6 separate regions of the Mus musculus genome follow, and regions 2, 3, 4, 5 and 6 are each linked to region 1. The links are chromatin loops, found by intact Hi-C in ENCODE. Cell type or tissue: gastrocnemius. All regions are shown on one strand.

Evidence for each region. A loop is a pair of places that touch in the nucleus more often than their neighbours do. Peaks named below come from ENCODE experiments on the same cell type or tissue, not always from the same donor. Only the 100,000 strongest peaks of a DNase experiment are listed, where the experiment ranks them.
Region 2: it touches region 1 in a loop (5-fold over the local background); 3 of 42 quality-filtered maps call a loop at or near these places.
Region 3: a loop joins it to region 1, with 9 times the contacts of the local background. A loop is called at or near these places in 27 of 42 quality-filtered maps.
Region 4: a loop joins it to region 1, with 5 times the contacts of the local background. A loop is called at or near these places in 30 of 42 quality-filtered maps.
Region 5: a loop joins it to region 1, with 5 times the contacts of the local background. A loop is called at or near these places in 26 of 42 quality-filtered maps.
Region 6: it touches region 1 in a loop (6-fold over the local background); 22 of 42 quality-filtered maps call a loop at or near these places.

What each region holds. Positions count from the first base shown.
Region 1 is chr11:96,859,823-96,863,822 of GRCm38, forward strand. Copz2 (coatomer protein complex, subunit zeta 2) reads left to right here. Exons shown (of 9, transcript NM_019877.2): 9 at 1,041-1,381. The coding sequence ends at 1,088. It overlaps Gm11523 (a long non-coding RNA gene), which reads right to left. Exons shown (of 4, transcript XR_880183.2): 4 at 2,620-3,749. Among named protein-coding and RNA genes, the nearest start is that of Mir152, 11 kb to the left of the region's middle. In gastrocnemius, CTCF peaks have their summits at 963 (motif pointing left) and 2,287 (motif pointing left); DNase peaks (open chromatin) are centred at 888, 1,889, 2,304, 2,921 and 1 more place; H3K4me3 peaks cover 2,007 bases; H3K27ac peaks cover 3,866 bases.
Region 2 is chr11:96,621,285-96,625,284 of GRCm38, forward strand. All of the region lies in intron 4 of Skap1 (src family associated phosphoprotein 1), which reads left to right. Among named protein-coding and RNA genes, the nearest start is that of Gm38960, 83 kb to the left of the region's middle. In gastrocnemius, a CTCF peak has its summit at 1,728 (motif pointing left); a DNase peak (open chromatin) is centred at 112; H3K4me3 peaks cover 331 bases; H3K27ac peaks cover 386 bases.
Region 3 is chr11:96,757,767-96,761,766 of GRCm38, forward strand. It overlaps Skap1 (src family associated phosphoprotein 1), which reads left to right. Exons shown (of 12, transcript NM_001177899.1): 12 at 856-1,856. Among named protein-coding and RNA genes, the nearest start is that of Snx11, 18 kb to the right of the region's middle. In gastrocnemius, a CTCF peak has its summit at 2,433 (motif pointing right); a DNase peak (open chromatin) is centred at 2,460; H3K27ac peaks cover 280 bases.
Region 4 is chr11:96,776,180-96,780,179 of GRCm38, forward strand. Snx11 (sorting nexin 11) reads right to left here and starts at 1,376. Exons shown (of 8, transcript NM_001163389.1): 1 at 1,276-1,376; 2 at 789-882. In gastrocnemius, CTCF peaks have their summits at 115 and 1,524; a DNase peak (open chromatin) is centred at 1,503; H3K4me3 peaks cover 2,116 bases; H3K27ac peaks cover 2,305 bases.
Region 5 is chr11:96,283,133-96,287,132 of GRCm38, forward strand. It overlaps Hoxb8 (homeobox B8), which reads left to right. Exons shown (of 2, transcript NM_010461.2): 1 at 1-254; 2 at 1,031-2,193. The coding sequence ends at 1,338. It overlaps Hoxb7 (homeobox B7), which reads left to right and starts at 3,514. Exons shown (of 2, transcript NM_010460.2): 1 at 3,514-3,995. The coding sequence starts at 3,596. In gastrocnemius, a CTCF peak has its summit at 1,514; a DNase peak (open chromatin) is centred at 1,414; H3K4me3 peaks cover 4,000 bases; H3K27ac peaks cover 4,000 bases.
Region 6 is chr11:96,551,714-96,555,713 of GRCm38, forward strand. The region is part of intron 4 of Skap1 (src family associated phosphoprotein 1); the gene reads left to right. Among named protein-coding and RNA genes, the nearest start is that of Gm38960, 14 kb to the left of the region's middle. In gastrocnemius, a CTCF peak has its summit at 1,638 (motif pointing left); a DNase peak (open chromatin) is centred at 1,633.

The sequences.
Region 1 (4,000 bases):
CTACTGCTACTCCCACCCCCTAGTATTCATTTGAGTCATCCTAAGCTTTTACTTTGCCAACAAAAACTGAATGGCAAGTTACTCAGCACCTCTAGGGCTCTAGAATAGAATTTACCTGGTAGAGTTATATTAATTACATGATTGGCCATGCTGCCAAACCTGGAAAATTAAGTTGTACATCCTCAGGAAACAATTCCTCTCTTTCTAAATGAGCAAGCAACAAATAAAGACTGGTAGGGCCTTGTTATGTAGCCCAGGCTGGCCTTGAAGCCCTTATCTCTCCTGCCTCATATTCCCAGGGCCTGAAATTATAGGCACCACACATGAGGATTAGTGGAAATCTTAAAGAAACACAAAAGTTATAGGGACACAAAATGAAACGTGGAGAGAGAGAGGTTCCTTAGCAGAGATTCAAGAACTTCACTGTCCCCAGCAAAGAGGGAGATTCCAAGAGAGGAGGACATACACAGTGCGGGGTGGACATTTTGGAGGAGGCTTTATGCCCAGAGAGACAGTCTGAGTATCCCGAGTCCCCCCTCATGTGTTGGCATCACGTGTGCACATTGGCACAGATACGGGCACACACTGGACTGAGATGTTTTTTCTTGGTAGTAGGAGCACACACACATACACACACCTGACAGCTTTGTCACATCAGCAAATGGGATGGGGTGCTGAGAACACACCCCATCAAAACCAGCATCACAAGTTTATTACGGTGTCAAGTGTCTGAGCACAGGCGTGGTTGAGCCTGGGCCCAGTCTCTGCCTGCCTGATGGCGCGGTGAGGAGGCACTATTACTGTGGCCTGATATGGCTTAGGGGAGGCAGGGGCTACCGCCTCACCCACAGTTGGACAGGCTTGGGAGGCAGCCAGCTGGGTTGCAGCCCTCTGGACCTGCCCTAGCCTCCAAAACCTCATCTCATTAAAGAAGAGGCAAGCTGCTGCCATCTAGTGGCCAGGGCTGGAGAGGCGCCCTTGTCGACCTCCAATCACTGACATTCTCAAATATTTCTCCCAACCTCCTACTCTCACTTCAGGTTCTTCAGTCAGCCAAGGAACAGATTAAATGGTCGCTATTGAAATGAAGACCTTGGAATCAAGGCTCCTTCCCCAGAGAACTTTTGCCAGTCCCCGCGTAAGCCCCAAGATCTCAAGACGCAAGAGAGACCACTCTGCCTTCTCAGGCCTCTCTCAGAACTGATCCCTGAGGTCTCCTGCCAGGGATTCTGAGACGCAAAAGCTTGACCCCAGCTCCCTCACCCCTACTCAGCATCCTAACCTGGCCTTGGGGCCATGGGAACCAGCAAAGTTGCCTCCCCTCGGACCTCTGACATCCTCAGTCCTAGGCCTTAATAAACTTACATTTTTCCCCCCCAAAGACCTCCTTTCTTGACTTTGAAGTGTGTGTGTGTGTGTGTGTGTGTGTGTGTGTGTGTGTGGTGTACGTGCGCGTGTACACTACACCTGTGAATGAGGTCAGAGTGGGTCAAGGGAAAGGGTTGTGTTTAACACGAGGGGTGCAACACTGATACCCTGGTGTTGCATGAGTAGTTGAGCGGTTAAACACGACGGTGTGGCATGGTAAGAGTCATAGTAACAGGAATAATATTCTTCCAGGAAAAGGAGAGTGAAGATGGCTTCTCCATTTTGTCTGTGCAGTACCCACAGGGAGGCTCCGCTAGGGATTCCTTGAGTCGTTTTTTCCATTCTAGGCTCCAGAAAGGAAGGGAGTCAGGCTTACTCTGACAAACCCAGGAACTGTTTGGCTATTTTTCTTGGCGCGCCTGGGACCGCGGAATTCTTATCTTGGCATAGATCCTGGGCAGTAGAGCTCTATAATTTGCTGTCTCTATCTGGGGGCGAGAAGGCACCGAGTGGTGGCCACTGCGCGTGTGTGTAGAGCATCCGTGTACCTACGAGGAGGCGAAGGACGGGGGTCGGGGGAGGGACGGACAGGGGTGTCTAGAGAGGCGACAGACGGAAGGAGATTCACGGCGACACATCTCAAGGATGGAGATGAATAAACTTTCTGAGCATCCCGAACCCCCTTCCTACCCTAGTCCCAATCTCTGAACTTTCTCTCGGTTTTTCCTGTGACCCATACGCTTTCGGCGTCTCCACGCCGCGGACTCTTCTTTGGCAGCGTGGGGTGTCATCTTCTTGGATCCCTGGAGGTTTTCAGCGGCTCCCACGCTCCGCCCCGGCCCCGCCTCTCACAGGAGCATCGCGCAGCAGGAAGCTCCGCCCCCTCACCACATCCGTGGTCCTAGAGCGCCACCTGGAGGTACTACGGGCACACCTCAGGGTCCTGGGCCTCGATAACTCCGCCCCTGAGGTGGAACCGACCCTCCTCCCGGTGTTTCTCACTGATCTCTGACACCAGAGCCAGTGCGTTGCCCTGGCAACCATCACGCGTGACTTCCCGCGACTTCTCTCCCAACGCAGAGCTTTTTGGCAGCCGCCGTAATAAAAATAGTGGTGAGCCTTGGATCTTAATAAAAGCCTGTCCCGGTGGTTGTCATTTCCAGGCCGTGAGTGTGGGAGATCAGCCTAGGTTGCGTGAGACACTATCTCAAAACAAAACAAAACAAAACAAAACAAAACAGATATTTATACTGAATTTGACTACGTCTGTAATTAGAGAACTCTACGAAGATACGGGGATGATTATCTACTCATTGTAAACGCTTACTATAGTGTCTTTCTAGAGTCGCTGTGCACACAGCCCAGAGTTGCAAAAAGGCAATCCTGAGAGAGGGGGAAGGTGGCACAATAAAATTGTGCAGTTCAGGGGCCAGTGTGGTGACGGAAAAGACATTCTTTGGATTATTTCTCAAATATTCAGCCACCCGTAGCACTTGGCTCCACCATGGATGGAGCCAAGGCCCGGAGGAGTAAACTGCCTCCTGGCAACCCGGCCTGACCTGACTTGGTCCTGCAATTTCAGTTGTGCGAGGACGGGAATGGGAAGCATCAGGCAGAAGCTAGGAGCTCCAGGAAGGCTGGCTCACACAACTCTCTGAACTACACGATACTGTCCACATTCTATTAAGGGATACACCGAGACCCTGAAAGTTTCGAATATACAAGTATATCGCAGCTTCCGCTCGATAGGGGATAGAAAACTCCTCATTATACTACAATATCTGAATTCCTTACTCGCACTTGGTCCTCACAGGGTGTGGAACACACAAGCCTATAATCTCGTCTCTTGAGAGGTGGAGGCTGGAGAATCAGAAGTTGAAAGTCATTTTCTAACTATTTACTGTGTTTGAGACCAGCCTAGGCTACAGATGGTTAAAGGTAACAAGAAAGTGTTCCTTGACTTGCTATGGCTAAAGGCTACTACCCTGATCCCATAGGGAGGGATTAGCAAAGCAGCGACTGGGGGGTTGCGTTGAGCTGAGCTCCCATAGTGGTGATGACCCCAAGTCTGCAGGTCCAGTCTTCTGGCTATTGCGTCTCCCTGCCCCCCTCGCTTTCTGCATCCAGGTGGAGCCGCCTAGACAGCAGGCCTGGCTGACAGCCCGGAGCCCTGGCCGCTGCACCAGCTTTTCCGAGATGAGAGCCTCATCATCGTGGCCACTGGCCGGAGCCTGAGGGATTTCGGGAAGGGCGTCCGCAGTTCTGAGCCAGGGCTTGCCTTCCCGAGTCTGCCCACCCCTGGCATCCTTCCTTGTCTTGCCCATCGCACCCAGCAGCTTCGAAGAGTGTGCGGGAAAGGATCCTTAGGGCCACTCTTTTCCCTGCAACAGAGTAAGAACCGGATCAGAAATCAAGACCTCAGGAATGTGGGCTCACCCAGCCCGAGGGCACAGGAGGAAATACAAACTCAAGAACTTGTTAACTTATTACAGGGACGTGCCAGACACAACACACACCACACACACACACACACACACACACACACACACACACACACACACACACACACACAGAGGCACGCTCCTCCTGCTTTCCTCCAATTGGCTGGCAAGAAAGGCAGGGCATGTGGGAT
Region 2 (4,000 bases), 240 kb before region 1:
CAGCTCCATTAAAAATCCTTTAAAATCCATACTCCATAAATCGGAACCACACATTGGATGTAGTCACAGCCCTTTCAGAATGCCCTGCACCCTGCTTGTGAATAGCGCCACCTGCTGGCTGTTGGTGAAAGCTCTTTGCTGATGAACCAGTCTAAAAGTCAGTATTAGATACAATTTAACTGTTTTTAAACCTCTGGAGACTTAAAAGGTTCAAAAAATCATTTAGCCTCATTATTTTAGAACATCTTAGCTACAATTAATTTACAAAAAATATTGTAGGCATTAAAAGGAAAGCACAGGGAATATTGTTTAGATTCTAAAGTATTCTAAAATTGCATCAAATCTGATTATCTTTTAGCTTCAATTTCTCATGCTCCTCTGGCAGATTTCAAAGTCACGAAGTATCTGGATCTTCCAGACTGGGTTTTATTTCTTCTGCTTCTCTTCTACTGACTTTCTAAAGAAGTACATATGTGCAATGAAATATCTAGATATGGAAAAGGAGGAAGGGCAGGAAGGCAGGAGAAAGCCACAGCTGAATGGTTAAGTGTCAGCTTTAAGGATTACGTCTGTGATTGAGGGATTTACCACTCTTATTTTGGCATTGACTCATAAAACATATGTTCACAAAATCTGTTTTATGGGCTTTTTAACAGGGTAAGAAATTTTAAGTGTTCAAAGAAAAGGAAAATCAATCCTTCCTGCTGTTAGGTTGTAATATCTATGCTTTCTTTTAATTGTTCCAGTCTTTGCTCATCACACAAAAATATACAATAATACTTTATAATAAAATAAACTAAAAACATAATGCCACTATTGTACAATACAGTAAATGTTCAAATTTCATGAATTAAAGTCATTCAAAATTGGGTTTCTACCCCACCCACAAATGTGCTTTTATTCTGAAGTTGTGCTGTTGGAGTTTTCTGTTATTCTTAAAACTATAACCTGGTCCTATTTTAATGTATATCTTTAGCCAGGCCACTTTTATGATCCCTTTAAACTCTTAGAAACGTGCTGGTTTGGTGTGAGCCTTAGCCAGTGATTGGGGCTGTCCAGCAGGCACATAGGTCTCTCTGAGCCACCGGAATGAAAGACTAAACACCTGCACTCCTCTCCCCATCTTCCTCATACGAAGTCACACCCTAACATCTTTAGATGTCGCTAGCACTTGTGTTCAGTAGTTGAGGCAATTAGAAGCCTCAAAGTCTTTGATAAGAAGGAGCCCATGGCTGTAGTGTCATGGCTTGGTGCTGAGGTTTGCCTACTCTCTGAAGAAGAATGAAATTGAGCTTTTCTGAAGAGAATAATGACCCCCAGGGATTTTTCTCTGCCTGGGGGAGATCCTGTGGAATTTTCCAATATTTTTTCATTGTGTGTATGGTAACCTGGCACACATCTGTAAATCCCAGCATTCTATAGAGCTCTAGGGCAAGATGAACAACTGTGAGTTCCAGCCTGGCTACATGGCCAGACTCAGTATCCGAAACAAAACAAACAAGAGAAGGGGAACAAGGAAGAAAAAATCTCCCCTTAATTTAGAAGTCTGGATTCAGGGTGACTCCCGTTTATCCCTCCAGCCTGTGCCGCTCTATCACTACCTTTCCGCCTGACTCACAGGAGCAAGTGTGCTGCTCACTTTAAGGGTCACGAGAACAATGACTAAGTTTACTGTAGGCTCCGCCCTTCACCGGTAAACACAGCCTCTACCAGGCTCCTCAGCTGTGGAACGCCCCCTACTGCCTGCAGGATGCTAATTCCTTGATGATTCTCCCACCAGCACGTCCAGTACCCAAGGGGTACAGCAGAACCACATTTCTTCTTACAAGGCATGTCTGGGTCACTGCTCTCTTGGTCAGCAAAACAGAATTCCCACTGTCTGCAGCATTGAAACGTCACACATTGAGAGATGATTTTTTTTCCAACTAATTCAGTTCCTTGCACGAAGCATTCTTTTTGTTGGAGGATGTAGCATCCAAAATTGTCAAGGGTGACAGCTGTCTTCCTGAATCTTCCAGACTCCAGGCTTATCACCCAGACCCAAACACAGCTGCTCTAGTACTAAAATACTATTATTATTATTATTATTATTATTATTATTACTGTAGAATTTTTAAAAGTACGTACAAGAGAGGCCCATTATTCCACACAGGGGCTTTGAAAGTCACTTTGGTCCGAGTAGCTGCCTTTTGAATTGAACCTTAAGAGAAGACTGAAAGAACGTTCTAGACAAGAGGAAAAAGCAGCAGTAAGAATGTAGCATTTCTTTTTATCAGGCTTTTGCAATTCTTGACTACTGTCGCCTTTGCTGTTGACTGTGTGATTAACCAATCACAAAAGGGAGAAAGGCTGCTTAGTGAAAAGCCTTATGGGCAATGCCTTGGTCGGCCTGTTCACCTTCCTTTCTTTCCACGTGGCATTTTGATACGCGTCCCATCTCCCCCACCCTCTACCCCGCCCCCCATGATCCTTCTACTTGTTTCTTCCCCTCCATACACATAGGCTCTCTCACACACCTCCAGAGTTTATTCTTGGACACTTCCCAGTTTCTCATAAGATGTCCACAAGTTAAATCCATCAGACTGAACCAATAAAGCAATGTAATGTGCTGCCTGTCTTTACAGGTAAACTTGAAAACGGAATAAAAACCAACTGCTAACTCATTAACCTTGAGAGGCATTTTGAGTCTAATGTTTCCAGTGTTTGTTTAGAGTTGAACACACTTTAAATATATCTCCGTAGTTTAATAGCCTCTTGAACACAATTTTTGATGGCCTCAATTGATTTCCTTTCATTAAAGACCAAATCTTAATGAATGCATTTGCCTTCCTCTCCAATTTACATTCAAACAGGAAATGTCCTAATGGCTTTGTTAAAAAAAAAAAAAAAAAAAAAAAAAAAAAAAAAAAAAAACGCTAACTTACTAGTTTTAAATTGAAGTGTTCTGTGCTGTTGGTCTCGGAGCTTCTCATTCACAACAAATACTGAAATCTTACTTTTAGCTTTCTGGAAAACAGTCAGTCAGCTTAACCCTTCTCTTCGCTTTTTTTTTTTCTCCTTTTTTTTTCTTCTAATTTTGTCAACCATGCAGCTCGCTTCCCACTCTGTGGATGAATTCATTAAGAGATTGGTGGGTTTGAGTCCCTAAAGACAAATATTTTAGTAGTTCTTAATGGTGATCCGCTATGGAAGGTTACATTTCCAAGACATTATTTATTTTAGTATGCATGTAACTTGTTTTTAAGGAGGCCTTTCTCCCCCAACCCCCTTCCTTTCACATTTTCCAACTGAGAAAAATCATCCAGAAATATCTCCACTGCCACCTACTTGCAGTTTGGAAATTTACACGTACCTGACTTTGCAAATAAACCCGATTTTCCCCCCTGCCTTGCAAAGCAAGAGGACTGTGGAGAATACTGCAGGTGGCATTGTGGATTCTTTTCTTGTTTATGAAGACATGGGTTTTGTGAAATTATTAGGAAAACACCCATCTTATCAGATGTTTTTACGGACACTGGTGGAAACAGCTTTTTCTGTAAATGTGGTATGTCTTCCTCTATGATAATCGTGTTGCTACAAATTATGCAGAGAACAGTCTAAGTGAGTGTCCCATTCCTAAATGCCTTGCTCATATTTATATTAGGACTATGGTGCTATAGTCATAACCCTTAATAACTTCTTATGAAGCACGCTATATAATGCGCTCGTGATTACGCCGTGGAAAGCTGTTACCCAGCACCTTGTAAAAGGCAGACATTTTAAAAAACAATGTATGTTCCTATTTAATACAGGGAGATGAGTTATCAGACACTGTGTGTACTTGTAATTTCATAAATAATAATAAGGTGTGTGGAAATGGCTCTTTAATGCCCAATGTTATTATGTAGAAAACGTGAAGTGTTCTAATACAATAACAGATATGAGGATTTGGAATTATTTTTTTTCTTCTCGTCATCACAGTGACCACTCTTTGCCTAATGGTTTCATTTTATTACAAATC
Region 3 (4,000 bases), 100 kb before region 1:
AAGGGTGGTTCGTTTGGGGTTTTTTGTTTGGTTGGTTGGTTTTGGTTTTTTCTTTGAAATGTGGTCTTATATATCCTAAGCTGGCTTCAGTTCCTTGCTGTGTACCTGAGGATGGCATTGAACATCTGGTCCTCCTGCCTCTCCCTCCTGAGTACTGGAGTAAGAGATGTGCACCAGAGCTGGAAAGATGGCTCAGCAGTTAAGAGCACAAGTTGCTCTTCTAGAAGTCCTGCGTTCAAATCCCAGCAACCACATGGTGGCTCACAACCATGGATAGGGGGAATCAGATGTCCTCTTCTAACATGCAGATGTATATGCAGCAGAACAAGAGGGCCGGAGAGATGGCTCAGCGGTTAAGAGCACTGACTGCTCTTCCAGAGGTCCTGAGTTCAATTCCCAGCAACCACATGGTGGCTCACAACCATCGGCAACGGGATCTGATGCCTTCCTCTGGTGTGTCTGAAGACAGCAATGGTGTACTCATATACATAAAATAAATAAATCTTAAAAAAAAAAAAAGCTGGGCGTGGTGGCACACACCTTTAATCCCAGCACTCGGGAGGCAGAGGCAGGCGGATTTCTGAGTTCGAGGCCAGCCTGGTCTACAGAGTGAGTTCCAGGACAGCCAGGCTACACAGAGAAACCCTGTCTCGAAAAAAACAAACAAAAAAACATAAACAAAACAAACAAACAAAAAAAAAGATGTGCACCACCTTACCCAGTCGGTGCCATGCTGGGGGCTGAATCCTGAGCTTCCCATGTACCAGGCAAGCACTTTAGCAACTGAGCTGCTCCCTACCCACGCTCTTATGTTCTGAGTCATAAAAAGACAATTTACGTTTTTTCATCCCTCAGGGAACATATTCTCAGACCATCAGAAACTCCCGTCCCCTACTCTGGCCATGGATCCTTCTCTTCCCTGAATGGAGCCAAGACTCTGCTGCTTCCTGTGACTTTAAGCCACTGATAAGATGAGTAGGAAGAAGACAGTTCATCAGACCTGTTTCTCAAGCAGCCAGCTTCTAGCTTCCTGCCCTCTCTGTGTCCCCACATCCATAAGCCTTTCCTACAAGCCTGCTACAAAGAAGACAGCAACGAAGGAAATCATGGGAGGAAGAGGTTACTGATGGGTTGTGGCTTGCAAAGCAGAAATAAAGTCTGGATATGTTTCCTTGCCTTGTATGGTGGGGCTGAATTCCTTTCTGACATAATATCACGGGCTGGCGAGATGGTTCCATGGGTAAGAGCACCTGCTGCCAGGCCTGATGACCTGAGTTCAGGCCCCAGGACCCACATGTTGTCCTCTGACCTCCGTGCATGTACCGTGCCACATGTATACCCACACACATGAATAAATAAAACTGAATAATAAGCAAATGTTAAGTTTTAATAGTATCAAAATGCCACTGCTAGGTATTCTTGCCATCTGCAAAGTGGGAAGGGACAGTCACAGCAAAAGTGAAAGCCCAGACAGGGAAGGGGAGATTGACTGTCTTCAGTCCCACTGATGGGACAGACATCTCTGGAACTCAGGACAGCTAGTGCCCTTCTGGTCAGTGTCTCAGACTGCCTTTGGTTGGCTACTTGGTTGTTTCTTCTGTGATGAACCTCTGAGACACAGAAGCAAGGCCTGAAAATGAGCATGCTGGAGAGCCCCTCTGTGGGCATTGTGGTCTCCAGTGATGGAATCCCAGATGGACTGAGGGCATGGGGTGGGGTCGCTCTCTAAAACAGGGAGTCCTGCTCCTTTAACAGTCACCTGCACCTAGTTCTGCACGTTGACAAGGCAACAGATCAGTGGTTGGGAACACAAACCCCAGCGCTAGACAACACGGGAATAAATCTCATTTTTCCTTGTATGATGTGTTGGCATTTAGTGCCTCCGTTTCTTCTGTGAAGAGGGGGTGTGCTTTCTCTCTTTCTCTCTCAGCAGGTCACTGGGTAATTAGGGAGATGAAGGGGTTTGTCAAGTTCTCTGTACTTGGAGAAGTCCCTGGCACGTGGTAACCGCTCAGTAAAGGCTAGCTGTTGTTGCCAGACTCTACATGAGACATTTTGCAAGACAAGCACCCCAGCAGCTATAGAAATTATATATCAAAAACTGCCTATTCGAAGCAGCCCTGCACTGGCAGGGGCCTTTCTCACCTCTGTCAGGGATATATTGTAAGCAAGTTCTCATCTCACATCACCACAGGAGAGATTCCAGGCAGCACACAGGGATGCCGGTAGATTCCAAGTTTTTCAAAGAAAAAAACAAAAACCAAACCCTTATGCTAATTACTCATTTCCAGACCCAGAGATTTAAAAAAAATTGGAAACAAGTCTGTGTATGGATAGAGAGGCAAGAAGAGTGGGACAGTTTGGGTCTAGGGGGTGTCGCTAGAGAAGTCACTATATCATCCCCTATTACCCAGGGTGCTAGAAGGAGAGAGAACCACTAGGTGGCAGTATATGAGCAGGTGAACCAGAGAGAACCAATTGCCTGCTGCTTTAGGAACCTTTGCACCAATCGCAACCCACAGGTAAGAACAATGGGTATTGTTCAGTGTTTACCACAAACACCTCCTATGCCCACCCATCCTTCCTTTGGAAACCCCCAGGGTCCCACTCTGGAAGACTAGGTGGGCGGAACATGACTGTGGGACTTTGAGTTAGACACCAGAAAAGGGGACTCCACCACCCCAGGAGAGAGGAGGGTGAAGGGGAGTTGAAAAGGCAAAGAAGACTCCATTACTCCTTGCACTGGCCCAGGCTCTTAATCTTGTGGCCGTTGCTTCCGGCATTTAAAACATAGCCCCAGTCAGGCGTTGGCAGCGCACGCCTTTAATCCCAGCACTCGGGAGGCAGAGGCAGGAGGATTTCTGAGTTCAAGGCCAGCCTGGTTTACAGAGTGAGTTCCAGGACAGCCAGGGCTACACAGAGAAACCCTGTCTCGAAAAAAAAAAAAATAAACAAAACCAAAACATAATCCCTTAGTAGGGTGATGCCTTCTGCACCTGAAGAGTAAAGAAACCATAACTTGCCTAACTGTAAATGTCTCCTGAACTTCTGTGCACCGTGCTATAGGGAGGCGACCATACTCAGACCTCTGGCCTTTCTAGCAATAAAATTTAGGAAACAGACAAGATTATCCTTAAAAGATACAAAGTCGGGCATCTTGGAAATCTGTCCTCAGCAGGGCAGAGAATACAAGCCTATCATCCCAGCACTCTGGAGGCGGAGGCAAGAGAATCATTACAAAGTCCATGCTAGTCGGCATGGTGAGTCCAGTCCTGCAGGAAAGAAAATATAGTCAGCCACTGTTCTGTCCAGGACATTTGAGGAAGGGTGACGCGGGTCTGGTGAGATGATTCTAGCCACTGGCTGAAGGGTATTTTCTGTCCTAAAGGTGACTGATTTAATCTTTGGTTTTTTTCAAGGGATAGTTGTTTCACTTTTGTGGGTTCTTTCCCCCCAGAGAAGATTTAGATTAAGGAAAAGTGGGGACATCACTCAAGAAGGGCTCCCAAGAGACAATACCCTAAAGGAGAGAGAACCTTAGGGACACAAACTCCCGAATCCGGTTGAAAACTAAACCCCACACAACAAACTACTCCCCAGTCAGCCCAAGGTCTCAGCCAAGCACCTGAGACTGCAACTGTCTAATCAGGCATCCATGTCAATGTTTCACTCTACTAACCAAATCCTCCATCTTGCCACCTGCCCCTAACTGGATAGATAACTGGGACATCTGGCCACTGAACTAGTGGCCGTACACATAGGATGGTTTCTTAGCCAGTTGTCCCAGTGCGTGAGACAGGAGAGAAACAGAAGGGAAGGAGTTTCCTCCCTTAACATCATGGTAAGAAGAAAAATCTAAGATCCTAATTTAGGAGGCAAATGTGTATCTTTTTACAGCTATTTTTGTTGTTGTTGGGCTTTGTTTGACACAGCCCAGACTGGCCTCAAGCTCACTGTGCAGCCAGGGATGACCTTAAATTGAATATCCTGCCTCTTCCAC
Region 4 (4,000 bases), 84 kb before region 1:
GCCTGGAAAAGTCTGTGAAACTCAAGACTCTAGTTCAGTAACTGTTCATCAGACGTTTGGTATAAAGAGTTTGCTAGGGGCCTGCAGCACCCCCATGTGGAAGTTTTTCTCCTTTGTTTTGGAGCTAATGTCATAGAGAAACAAATAAACTGTCTTTTAAGACATTCCAAGTCTCCTGGGTCTCTGTAGGCTCAAGGCTAAGCGTAAAAGGCACTAAGAAGGTTCTGGTGGTCAATTTCCCCTAAGACACTGAGACTGCAAAAAGCAGACTCCGTTTCCAACAACCACTGCTCTTCATCACTGTCCTTCCCAACGACACCACTCTCAGTCGTTATTCCTGGAGAAACAGCAAGTTCTTAACTTCACCTCCATGACCCGTCCAAAGAGGTGGATCTGTGCATCCATTAAGGAAGGGCAGAGTCAAGTAACCTCGAAAGGTGAGGAAACTTACTCCATGCTAACTACATTCCCGGGGCCTTTTCCATCCCATCTGAAGCGCTCACTGCTTCCCTCGGCAGTACCAGCACCCATAGTCCCGGGAAAGAGCCAAGGGGTTTGGTGTGTACAAAGTTTGACGCATTGTAAAGCTCACAGCTGCTAATTCAGGGGAGCAATTCAAAGCTTTCTCATTTTCTCCGCCTCTTAAAACTACTTCAAGGGACACGTAAAAAACACATCAGGCTGTAAAAAAGATTGCACCAAGGAGTCTCCCGCCCCTCCTTACTCGTTCTTGAGCCTTTGGTGTCAACAGACAGCAATTCTAAAACCTCGCCTTCCTAAATACCCACAGGTGTTCGAGGAAGCTCTTCCGCCTGACAGAAAACCTGTCCCGTCCATCAAGCAGCTGTTCTCATTTTTCAGTCGGTAACCCACTCCTTTCACCTGCAAGTAACAAAGGAAGAGCATAGTTTCCAGTATCTGCGAAAAATATCTGCCATTCCCTTCCACTGCCGGCCACTTGGGTAGACATCCCTAATTCTGACTCCGGCCACTCCTTTCCATTCTTTAGCAAACTCAGATGGAAACCAGCCCAACGGTCCTTCTCTTTTCCCGGCTAAATCGGGACGGAAAGACGATTTTCAAGGTATATTGAAAAGCCAGGCTTCCTTTCTTCTTGGGTCCCAGCAAGCCCTCACTTTCATACCAGGCAGTAAGGCAGCCCCCTCCCTAGTGTGTCAACCGAGGCCATCACTCAAATGCCACCACCACGGCTCAAGCCAGCATCCCATTCCCAAGCAGCACCTACGAGCCGCGGCCACGCCCACGCCCCCTCACCTGAGAGCAGCAGCAGCAGCTCTCCACAGCGACACCACCAGCACCGCACCATATAGTCCGATACCGGCTTCTCCTTCCGGGTGAGTCGCCGGTGCCCCGGTGCACGACGGGAGGCGGCTCCCGACGGGCCAATCCTGAGTGTCCCGGACGCCCCACCCCTGAAGACCAGGGCTCTCAGTGGCGATCGCTGGTCAGAGGAGGCTCTCCATCCCGCCCAGGCCTAAGCTGAAATCCGCATCTTTCCGGAAATCGCTAGGGGGCGCGGGAGGCGGAGCGCAAAGACCGAGACCCCGCAAAGTCCACTCCGGTGCCGTGTCCCGCCCACCGCCATTAGGCGGGCCAATCAGCGCTCAGGGAACGTGTTTGAAGGCCGACGAAAGCATCTTAGGAGCCTAAACGTCTTCAGGGTGTTAAAGAGCAGTAAGTGTGGGAGGTTTCTCGCGTTCCTGAAGCCTTACTAAGATCTAAGATCTCGAAAGTCTGGGTTTGAACCTCAGAGGTTGCAGTTCCCCATCTAAACTGTCAAGGGCACTGCCAGTTTGATTTGGAAAACCCACAGATTATCCCAACAGCAGACGAGAAAGTTGACAACAGTTGTCAAGCCCAAAGAAGGATCATACAGTTAGTAAGCAAGAAAAAGCCGGTGAAAATGCTTACTATAGAAATATCTAAAGTCCGGGCTGGAGAGACGGCTCAGGGGGTAAGAGCACCCGACTGCTCTTCGGAAGGTCCTGAGTTCAAATCCCAGCAACCACGTGGTGGCTCACAACCATCTGTAATGAGATCTGATGCCCTGTTCTGGAGTGTCTGAGGACAGCTACAGTGTACTTACATGTAATAAATAAATACATCTTTTTTAAAAAGACAAAAAAAAATATCTTAAAGTCCTCTTAAGCCAATGGAAGTGGCTCACGCCCAGAATCCTAACACTTGGCCATTAAAGACATATAGTGAGCTCTAGGATACGGAGTAAGGCTGTTGGAAAACACAAACGAAAAGCCTCCTTGATCTGTTAAAAAGTTAATTTTAGGGCTGGTGAGATGGCTCAGTTGGTAAGAGCACCCGACTGCTCTTCCAAAGGTCTGAAGTTCAAATCCCAGCAACCACATGGTGGCTCACAACCATCTGTAATGAGATCTGACTCCCTCTTCTGGAGTGTTTGAAGACAGCTACAGTGTACTTACATATAATAAAAATAAATAAGTCTTTAAAAAAAAAGTTAATTTTACCTCTGTAACCCCAGCACTTGGAAGTAGAGGCAGGAACTGAAGGCCAACGCCAACTATATAGTGAGTTTCAGGCTAGCTTGGGCTACCTAAGACCCTGCCTCAAAAACAGCAAGACAGGAGTTGGCAAAATGGCTTCAGAAGATGAGTTCAGGACCCCCAAATTCACACAGTTCACACATTCCTGCAACTCCCACTTCAATGGATCCGAGGCATACACACATCAAAAATAAATATTTTTATTTTTTGTAGCTGTTTTGCCTATAAATAGGTTGTGTACCATGTGTCTACCTGAAACCCTACGAGGCCAGATGAGGGCCTTAGATCTCCTGGCACTGGAGTTAGAAGTAGTTGGAACCATTGTGTGGGTGTTGGGAACTGAACCCTGCACCTATACAAGAACAGAAAGTACTCTCAACCTCAAAGTCATTTCTCTAATCCTAACTCCCCTTAAAAACAGATGGGCTCTTATAAAAGTGTGGGTCAGATGAAAACCCAGTACTACACTGACTTGAACTGCTCCTAAATGTTTGTAGAGCCAGTGCAAAACACAATGGTAGTTACCAATCCAGGTGGATATTATTTATGTAATTCAAAACAGAATTTCTCAGGCCTTTGGTCTCAGGATCCTTTTACACAAACTTTTAAAATCATAGGGACATTTAATAGCTTTTGCTAATGTAGAAATCACTGACTTAGAAATAAAAATTGAGAGATTGAGGCAGGAGAGCCAGCACATCAGGTAAGAGCACTTGTTCTTGCAGGGGACCTGGGTTCAGTTCCCAGAACCCACATGATGGCACTCATCCAGCATTCTGACACCCTTATGGGCCCTACACTCATGAGGGGCACTTAACATACAACAAGACACTCATAGGCATAAAACTAGACACTACAGAGAAGCAAATAGATACAGTTAAAGAATTACAAAATAGGGGCTGGAGAGATGGTTCAGCAGGTAAGAGCACTGACTGAAGAGCACTGAAGTTCAAATCCCAGCAACCACATGATGGCTCACAAACCACCTGTAATGAGACCTGACACCCTCTTTTGGTGTGACTGAAGTCAGCTACAGTGTATTTATGTATAATAATAAATAAATCTTTTTAAAAAAAAAGAATTACAAAATAAAAATGAAAATAATAAAGGACTGCCTATTAACATTTTATAATCTATATTTTCAAAGACAAAAAAAGCAAGAACAGTTCTGTGTTACGAATTTGTAAGTCTTTAGTATTTGGCTTAGAAGGAGACAGCTGGATTCTTATTTGCTCTTTCATTTCTCTTTCATGCTCTTGTTTTGGTAGATGAAGAATAACAAATGTTATTGGGGGGGGTTGGCTTTCTCCAGCAACTGGGAATATTCCTTTGCTATAACAAAACATATCAAATAGTGCTCCCCCTCTCTGTCTCTGTCTCTGCTTTCATTTTGAGATGAAGTCTCATTATCCAACCTGGGTGGCCCAGAACTAACTATGTAGACCAAGATTACCTCCATT
Region 5 (4,000 bases), 580 kb before region 1:
CTACCACGGGCCATCGTCGCTGTCCACAGCTCCCTACCAGCAGAACCCGTGCGCCGTGGCGTGCCACGGCGACCCCGGCAACTTCTACGGCTACGACCCTCTGCAGCGCCAGAGCCTGTTCGGTGCGCAGGATCCAGACCTGGTGCAGTACGCAGACTGCAAGCTCGCGGCAGCCAGCGGCCTGGGCGAGGAGGCCGAGGGGTCTGAGCAGAGCCCGTCGCCCACACAGCTCTTTCCCTGGATGCGCCCTCAAGGTGAGCTCCCGTCCGACCTGGACCTGACAGGGTGGGAAGGGGCCAGGGGGGCCCCCATGCCGGTGGGGGGGGGAGGGCTGGTGGGCAGTCCGGGAGTATCTTCTGCTCCTAGAGGACTTGTGGGCTCCGTTCCAAACACCTACCTCCTCTCCCTTCTGTCCCACTTTCTTTTCTTCTTTTTCCCCTTTTCTTTTTGCTTCCTTTGAAGGAGGGGGGGGTGTCTCTAAGCGAATTTCCTGAATCCATAAACCCCTCACCCTCCTTAACTTTTCTTCTTCTCCTCCTTTCCCCTTTTACTGTTTTATGGGGGCTGTGGAGAAAGACTGGTGGGTGTGGGGGCGCTCAACGTTTGCACTTCTCAATTGCTTTATAGTTTAATTACCCTGAAGAAACTTTTCTTCTGGGGCAGAGGCTCTGGGGGCTTTTCAAGGTGGGTTCGAGGTCCCCACTCTGGCTTTTTAGTCTTACTCCCCCCTCCACATCCACCCTCTTAAACTTTATGGCACTTTTAATGTATCTGAACCCCCTATTCTGGTTCTAGTTACCAGAGAAGGGGCTCCTCCTTTATGGCCCCTGCAGATTCAGGGCTGTCTAGTCCCCCCTCGCCCCCCCCCCCGCTGACCGCGTCTTCCGCGCTCCCCCTCCCGCCCCCGCATAAGGGTCCCCTGCCCTTATTATCCTGGTCTCCTAGGCTGGTTCACGAATCTTCCAACCTTCTCTGTCTCTTCCCCCTCCCCCACCCTCCCCTCTGTCTCGCCCTTTTCCCCCATTCCCAGCAGCCGCCGGACGCAGGCGAGGCCGCCAGACCTACAGTCGCTACCAGACCCTGGAGCTGGAGAAGGAGTTCCTATTTAATCCCTATCTGACTCGCAAGCGGAGGATCGAGGTATCGCACGCGCTGGGACTGACAGAGAGACAGGTCAAAATCTGGTTCCAGAATCGGAGAATGAAGTGGAAAAAGGAGAACAACAAAGACAAGTTTCCCAGCAGTAAATGCGAGCAGGAGGAGCTGGAGAAAGAGAAGCTGGAGCGGGCACCAGAGACCGCCGAGCAGGGCGATGCGCAGAAGGGTGACAAGAAGTAGGCTCCAGCTGGGACTGCTCGGGCCCGGACTAGCCCGCACGTCCGCCGGTCCCCCCCGCGACCACGCCGCCGCCGCCCGCCCCCCGCCTCCGAGAGCTCCGGCCCCGCGAGCGGAGCCAGGAGCTGGGCCTCCCACAGCAGCGTCCCCCGCCGCGCCAGTCCCCGCTAGTGGTAGTATCTCGTAATAGCTTCTGTGTGTGAGCTACCGTGGATCTCCTTCCCTTCTCTTGGGGGTCCGGGGGGAAAAAAAGAAAAGGATTTTAAGCAAGGACTCCCTCGTCCTGCGAGGGTGATCGACTGCGGCCTGGCAGAACCCCCTCGCCCCCGCCCCATGTAAAAAAGCCTCCTTGTGCAATGGTCTGTTTCCTTTGAACGTGCTTCTTTGTAATGACCGAGGTACCGATTTCTGCTAAGTTTTCCCAACAACATGAAACTGCCTATTCACGCCGTAATTCTTTCTGTCTCCCGCTCACTTTCTCTCTTTCTCTCGCTCTCTTTCTCTCACCGCGTCCCCATCTTTCCTCGCAACCCCCTCTCCCCGCTGCCCTCCCTAGCTGGCTTTCTCTCTTGCTTCTCTCTTTTCCTCCTGTCCCCCCACCCCCACCCCCTTTGGTTTGACAATTTTGTCTTAAGTGTTTCTCAAAAGAGATTACTTTAGTTAGCATGCGCGCTGTGAGCATTGTTAAAAGTGTTCTTAGGTTTACTGTGAAGAGAATGTATCCTGTATCTGTGAATTGCTTTATGGGGGGGAGGGAGGGCTAATTATATATTTTGTTGTTCCTCTATACTTTGTTCTGTTGTCTGCGCCTGAAAAGGGCGGAAGAGTTACAATAAAGTTTACAAGCGAGAACCCGAGACTGGCCCGGGCCGCCGCTCCTCATTCGCTCCTAGGCGCCTTGCAGGGCTGGGGGTGGGGGGGAGCTGGTCAGCAGGCTCCTGGGCTGGCCTAGGCTAGGTCGCTGAGAGGAGGGGGCGGGGGCGGGGGCTGGAAGCAGGTGGTGCGAGTCCCTGGGCCCAGGGGCGCAGGGGGTGAGGGAGGCGGCTGAACGTGATTGGAGGAGAGAGGATCGAGGGAGGGGAGCCAAGAGAAACCCCCTCCCCTTGCATTCTGAGGCTGAAGGACCAGGGAGACTCCAGCGCCCAGGCCGCTCTTGGGAAGAGATCTACCCAGGCTGGTGGCTAGTGTCCCCCGCCGCTTTTCTCTTTGTTTCCGTGTGTGTGTGTGTGTGTGTGTGTGTGTGTGTGTGTGTGTGTGTGTGTTTGGGGGGGGGGGTACGGGGGGGTGAGAAAGATGCAGCGCAAGACTTCTGAGTTTCTATTTCCATTTTTTCCTTGGACTCAGGTTGGGGAAACAGGAGCAGAGGGAAGCGGTTCCTCCCTACCTCCCCTCTCTGGGACGTCGTCACTTTCTCCCAGTTTCTAGGCCTCGGCTTGCCGCAGCCTTCCTTCCTTCGTTGCTTCTGCCTTCCTGGCAGCCACGCTCCAGTGAGTGAGGCATCCGCCTTCCGGAACCGGGAAAGCAGCGAGCCGGACCCAAGCCTCCTTCCTCCCTTCCTTTTTCTCCCAGCCCCCATTCCATTCTTTTTAAATTTTGTATATCTTTTTATTGTCATCAGAAATCTCAGCGTCCAACGCCTTATTGGGTTGGATCTCTGCCTTAGGGACGCCTTGGTCACATCTAGTTACTACAACTGGGGCACTAAGACAACCGGGAGGCCAGGCTCGCCTCCTCTTGGGAGAAGAGCAGCAGCTCGGATGAATTAACCCAAATTAATAAATATTCGGCCAGCACCCACCCACCAAGTTGCGAACATTCAATCCCTGCGTCTCTCTCGCTCTGTAACCGGCTGGGGGAAATGGGTGGGGGATGACAACACGGTTCCCTCAGAGGTTATTTATTTTCTCTTCCACTCAATTCCTTCTTCCCCAAATCTCGCCTGCAAGCTGCCTCCAGCCCGCGGGGGTCGACAGCGGCCCTTAAGCCCCCAGCCCCAATCCGCAGAGCTCGGCCTTCCCATTCATTATTGATCATATTTTATAAATCCAACGCCACACAATTTTTTCCACATTACTGGGAGCCTCCGGGAGGCCGTCATACCATTGGCCGAGGGGATATCACGTGGGCCGGGGTCACGTGGTCAGAAGAGGAAAAAGGGGGTCCTTTTGGTGTAAATCTGGACTCTAATTCTGTAATATATCAAGGAATCTCGTAAAACCGACACTAAAACGTCCCCGACTACAAATCATCCGGCCAAATTATGAGTTCATTGTATTATGCGAATGCTTTATTTTCTAAATATCCAGCCGCAAGTTCGGTTTTCGCTCCAGGAGCCTTCCCCGAACAAACTTCTTGCGCCTTTGCTTCCAACCCCCAGCGCCCGGGCTATGGAGCAGGTCCGGGCGCTCCTTTCTCCGCCTCGGTGCAGGGTCTGTACTCCGGCGGGGGGGCCATGGCGGGCCAGAGCGCGGCTGGCGTCTATGCGGCCGGCTACGGGCTCGAACCGAGTTCCTTCAACATGCACTGCGCGCCCTTTGAGCAGAACCTCTCCGGGGTGTGTCCGGGCGACCCCGCCAAGGCGGCTGGCGCCAAGGAGCAGAGGGACTCGGACTTGGCGGCCGAGAGTAACTTCCGGATCTACCCCTGGATGCGAAGCTCAGGTAAA
Region 6 (4,000 bases), 310 kb before region 1:
TTCTAAAACCCTCAGTATCATCTTAACGACTAGACTGTCCTTCTCCAAGTTCCACATTGGCCATTTTTACTTCCAAGTCTAATATTCACATACATTTAGAAAAATTTAGTTTGAGCACAAATGACTCCCCAAGGTCATATATACATACACATACATACACACATGCATATATACATATATTCAGCTCTTCATACTTTTGGCAGTCATTGCTTCCCTGTTAGCCATAAATTCTTTTGACCTAAGATTCAAGCAGTAAAAACAAAATTTCTTTGGTCTGGACATATAGCTCAGGGATAGAGCCTTTGCCTAGAGTGTATGAGGCCCTGGGTTTGATCTCTAGCACAGTGAGGGAGAGAGAGACAGAGACAATAGAGAGACAGAGAGAGAGAGACGGAGAGACAGGGAGAGAGAGACAGAGACAGAGATCAGTTAACTAGTACTGAAACTCTGGCTAGACCATAATATTATGGTGGACTAGGCAAAGATGGTTGAATTCACAAACTCTGTTCCCTGTCTGCTCTAGCCTGCTTTTCAGATTCTAGAATCCACGCCCCCCTCCTGCCCATTTTAATGTTGTGCCCTAAGGGACTTGAGCCCAAATACGCTAGCAAGAAATAGATCCTATTAGGCAGAATAGGATCTCTGGCTTGTAAAATATTGGGATTTTTTAGGGGAAATTGTTTATTCAGGGGACATTTGCAGATTTTTTTAAAAAGTGTTAGCCTGTAACTTACATGGCACTGCATATTTTCATAGAATGACTTGGAATGTAGGCACAATTTTATAATTATGTCATTTCACAATGAAGCCTTGGATTTTATTCTATTAACATGGGGTTAACTGCTGTCACGTGCTCGCCTCTCTGCAGACAATCACTGTCATCCCAGAAAGACATTCTCCAACACCCAGCAACAGACTGAAACCTAGAGACTGTCAGAGCTCAGGGTGGGGGGTATCTGGGTTATCTAATGTAGCCCATCTAATGAATTCACATCATTCTTGCTAATATCTCATTTAATTAATTATCAAATATAGCCATTACAGTTTGGGTCTTTCCTTTGCAGGACATCTTTCCCGCCCAACTATTATTGGTAATTTATCCTTCATGTCTTCCCTAAACTTTCCCTTCCTTGGTTTCAGGCCATTGCTCTTTTCTATACCATCTTCTGAGACTGAATAATTCCCCTAATTCATTTATAGTGTTACCTTTAGAAGGTATTAAAGACAGCGAACATTTATCCCCAGAGTCTTCCCTTTTCCAAACTGCATAAATTTCAGTTCTAGCAGGCCTTACCTTCCTCTGCCCTGTCATACCCTCCAGTCACTGTGTATTTATCACATGCCTTGATATTTTCCATTCCAAGGGGATCACCTCACCAAGAGAGCTGCCTTTCGGAGAGGGGAGGGCTGGAGAGTAAAATCTTACATTAAGCACTAGAAGCCGGAGCGTTGTTTTGATGTTGGCGCCGGCGATCATCTGGAGAGCACACTCGTACAGCGTGTGCTGTGGCATATGCTGCGATATATGTATATTTTAATGCCTTAATGTATTATGGCCTGTTGTAATTGAATGTCTATAAAGTAGCAGTTAAAGGATTTTATAGACCTTGGAAAGGATCGGAATTCTCTAGCGCCCTCTTGTGGTAAAATACAATAACGCTCCGAGCATTCTTGGATGTATTTTGCCGAATTTAGTGCAGGGGGTGGGGGTTTGGGGGTGCTATGAATTTTACGTTTTAAACACTGAATATAAGAAATGGATTAGAGAACTAAAAATTTCACACACACGCATGCATATTAATATTTAAAATATTTCTTCTTTTTGGAGAAATTTATTTTCTTTTGACTGCTTTGAACCTCAAAAGATAGTACTTTCTTAGAGCTGTCTTTTCTGTGTGTCCTATTATATAAGTTAAGGGGGGACATACAAAACCAACCATAATTATAAGAATTTTATATTCTTCAGTGATATTGAGGGAAGACTTAGATATGATTTTTAAAATCCAATTTACAGCTATTTTTTTCCATGTCAATTTTAAAGGGAAGTGGTTAGTATTCCTAACATATGTCATTTAATCCTATCTACATTTTCTCTCCTATATTAAATTTATCATTTCGAGGTTATAGTTGTCATATGCTCTTCTCAACCCACACATTTCAAATGTTTATAAATCCTTAGTAAACGGCAGGCAGCCCCAAGGGCAGGTGTATATTTCTATGAGCAACATAAAATTATATTTGTTTCAGAAGATACCACCGCAAGTAGCATATGCCTTAGATCGCTCAATCTCTAGCAAAAACACCAGCTACAACTTGCCAGATAAAAACAGACGCTGTCCTTGGGCTCGTTTGAATTAGCGGCATTTTTTAAAAGCCCTTTGTAGAGACTTGAGGAGTGGTGAAGTCAGCTCCCTCTATGCTCAGGCCACTTTGTAATGGGCCCTTGTCACATGGGACCCCATGTGACAGCTAGGGAGGACACGCTTTGTAAGATCAAGCGTTGGACTGCTCTTTAGGAGAGAATATTGACTCTGGTCCACAAGGGAACTGGCAGAAGATGGCCCAGGCATGGCAGGGTGAAGGGGGTTGGTCACAGGCGATATGAGTGAGAACATTTTGACTAATTTTTCTTTTTCACCCTCCCCCCCTACCAAGAGATGATAATTATTTTTCAAAGCAATAGAAATCAGTTCACCTTTATTACATAGTGGGCTTCCCCTTTGAGATACATGAACACAGAGCTAACTTTGATTTCTTGGGGTTTTGTGCTGTGTAGGTTTGGGTTTTAGACTGGCATTTCCTCTGAGCCCTGGAAAGTAAAACTGAACAAACCTATTAAAGGTGTTTTGCTATTTGGTAGCAAAACGTTTGCGGCTCTTCATAGTAACAATCTCATGTTCGCACGTGGATTAGCAGTACTTTGATATTACGTTTTGAGGTTTATCAATAATCAGGTCAGTTGGCCCTCTTTACCCTGGCTCTGTGGTCAAGGTCAAGTTTCTTGCTTCCTCCTGGGCCTGATTGTTTTTCTTGTAAAGGCAGCATTTCCCATGAGACATTTAAATTGTAACTTTGTACAGTTTTGTATAAGAACTTGAACAGTGCTACCTGAGCAGAGGGCCAAAGAGCAGCCTCTCTTTCCACCTGTGGCACTTGCTACCGTGTTCATATTGATCTGTTTGGTCGTCCACGACAGTCACTGCTCTTACATATTTCCCGGCTTCTGGTTTTAAATCAAATATAAGCAATGCTTTCTGAAGTGGTGCACATCCTTTCTTCCAGAAAAGAGTCTTTCTAGAGTACTTTTTTTTTTTCAAGCAGAATTTATTAAGCAGTTTAAGGTTTTATGTTGTTTCATTTAGTTTTAAAATTAGGAAGAACAGAGCGATCCGTTTCTTGGAGAATCATAAGGAATAACAGTATACCACAGAAACTGTTGGCAGAAGTTTGCCTCACACTCTGAGGAGGTGTCAGGGTCTGCTGAGGTGTGGGGGCCAAAACTGACAGAGAGAAGAGATTTTCCTAGGAAACTGTCAGAGTTCTTGCGAAGCATCTTACTCTAAATAACCACTGTGGGCGCTTAACGTAGCATTGAAACAAAGTTAGGCAGCCTGTCTATCTCTCCCTTCTTCACAGTCTCTGTTCATGCAATGCCTTGCCTTCCTCTATAAACCCAGAGATCTTTCTGAATGTTTCAAGGAACAGTAGGAAAATTCCAGAAGCTTCTTGCGTAGAATTGTTTGTACTTTGCCTCTTAAAAATAAGTGGATTTATTTAGATTTGATGATATTCTGCCTTAAGTGCTTTTGTCCTTAATTTGGATCCATTAAAATTCTCTACTTGTTTAGGTATGAGGTACATTAAGGGCCCTGCACAGGGAAAAAAATCTCTTCTTAGAGTATTTGTATTTGCTTCTTGAACAAAAATTCAAGTTGCAGTGTAACTTCTGAGCTGTAAATATATTGATTCCTTGACATGTGTTTCATTAAGCATTGAGACA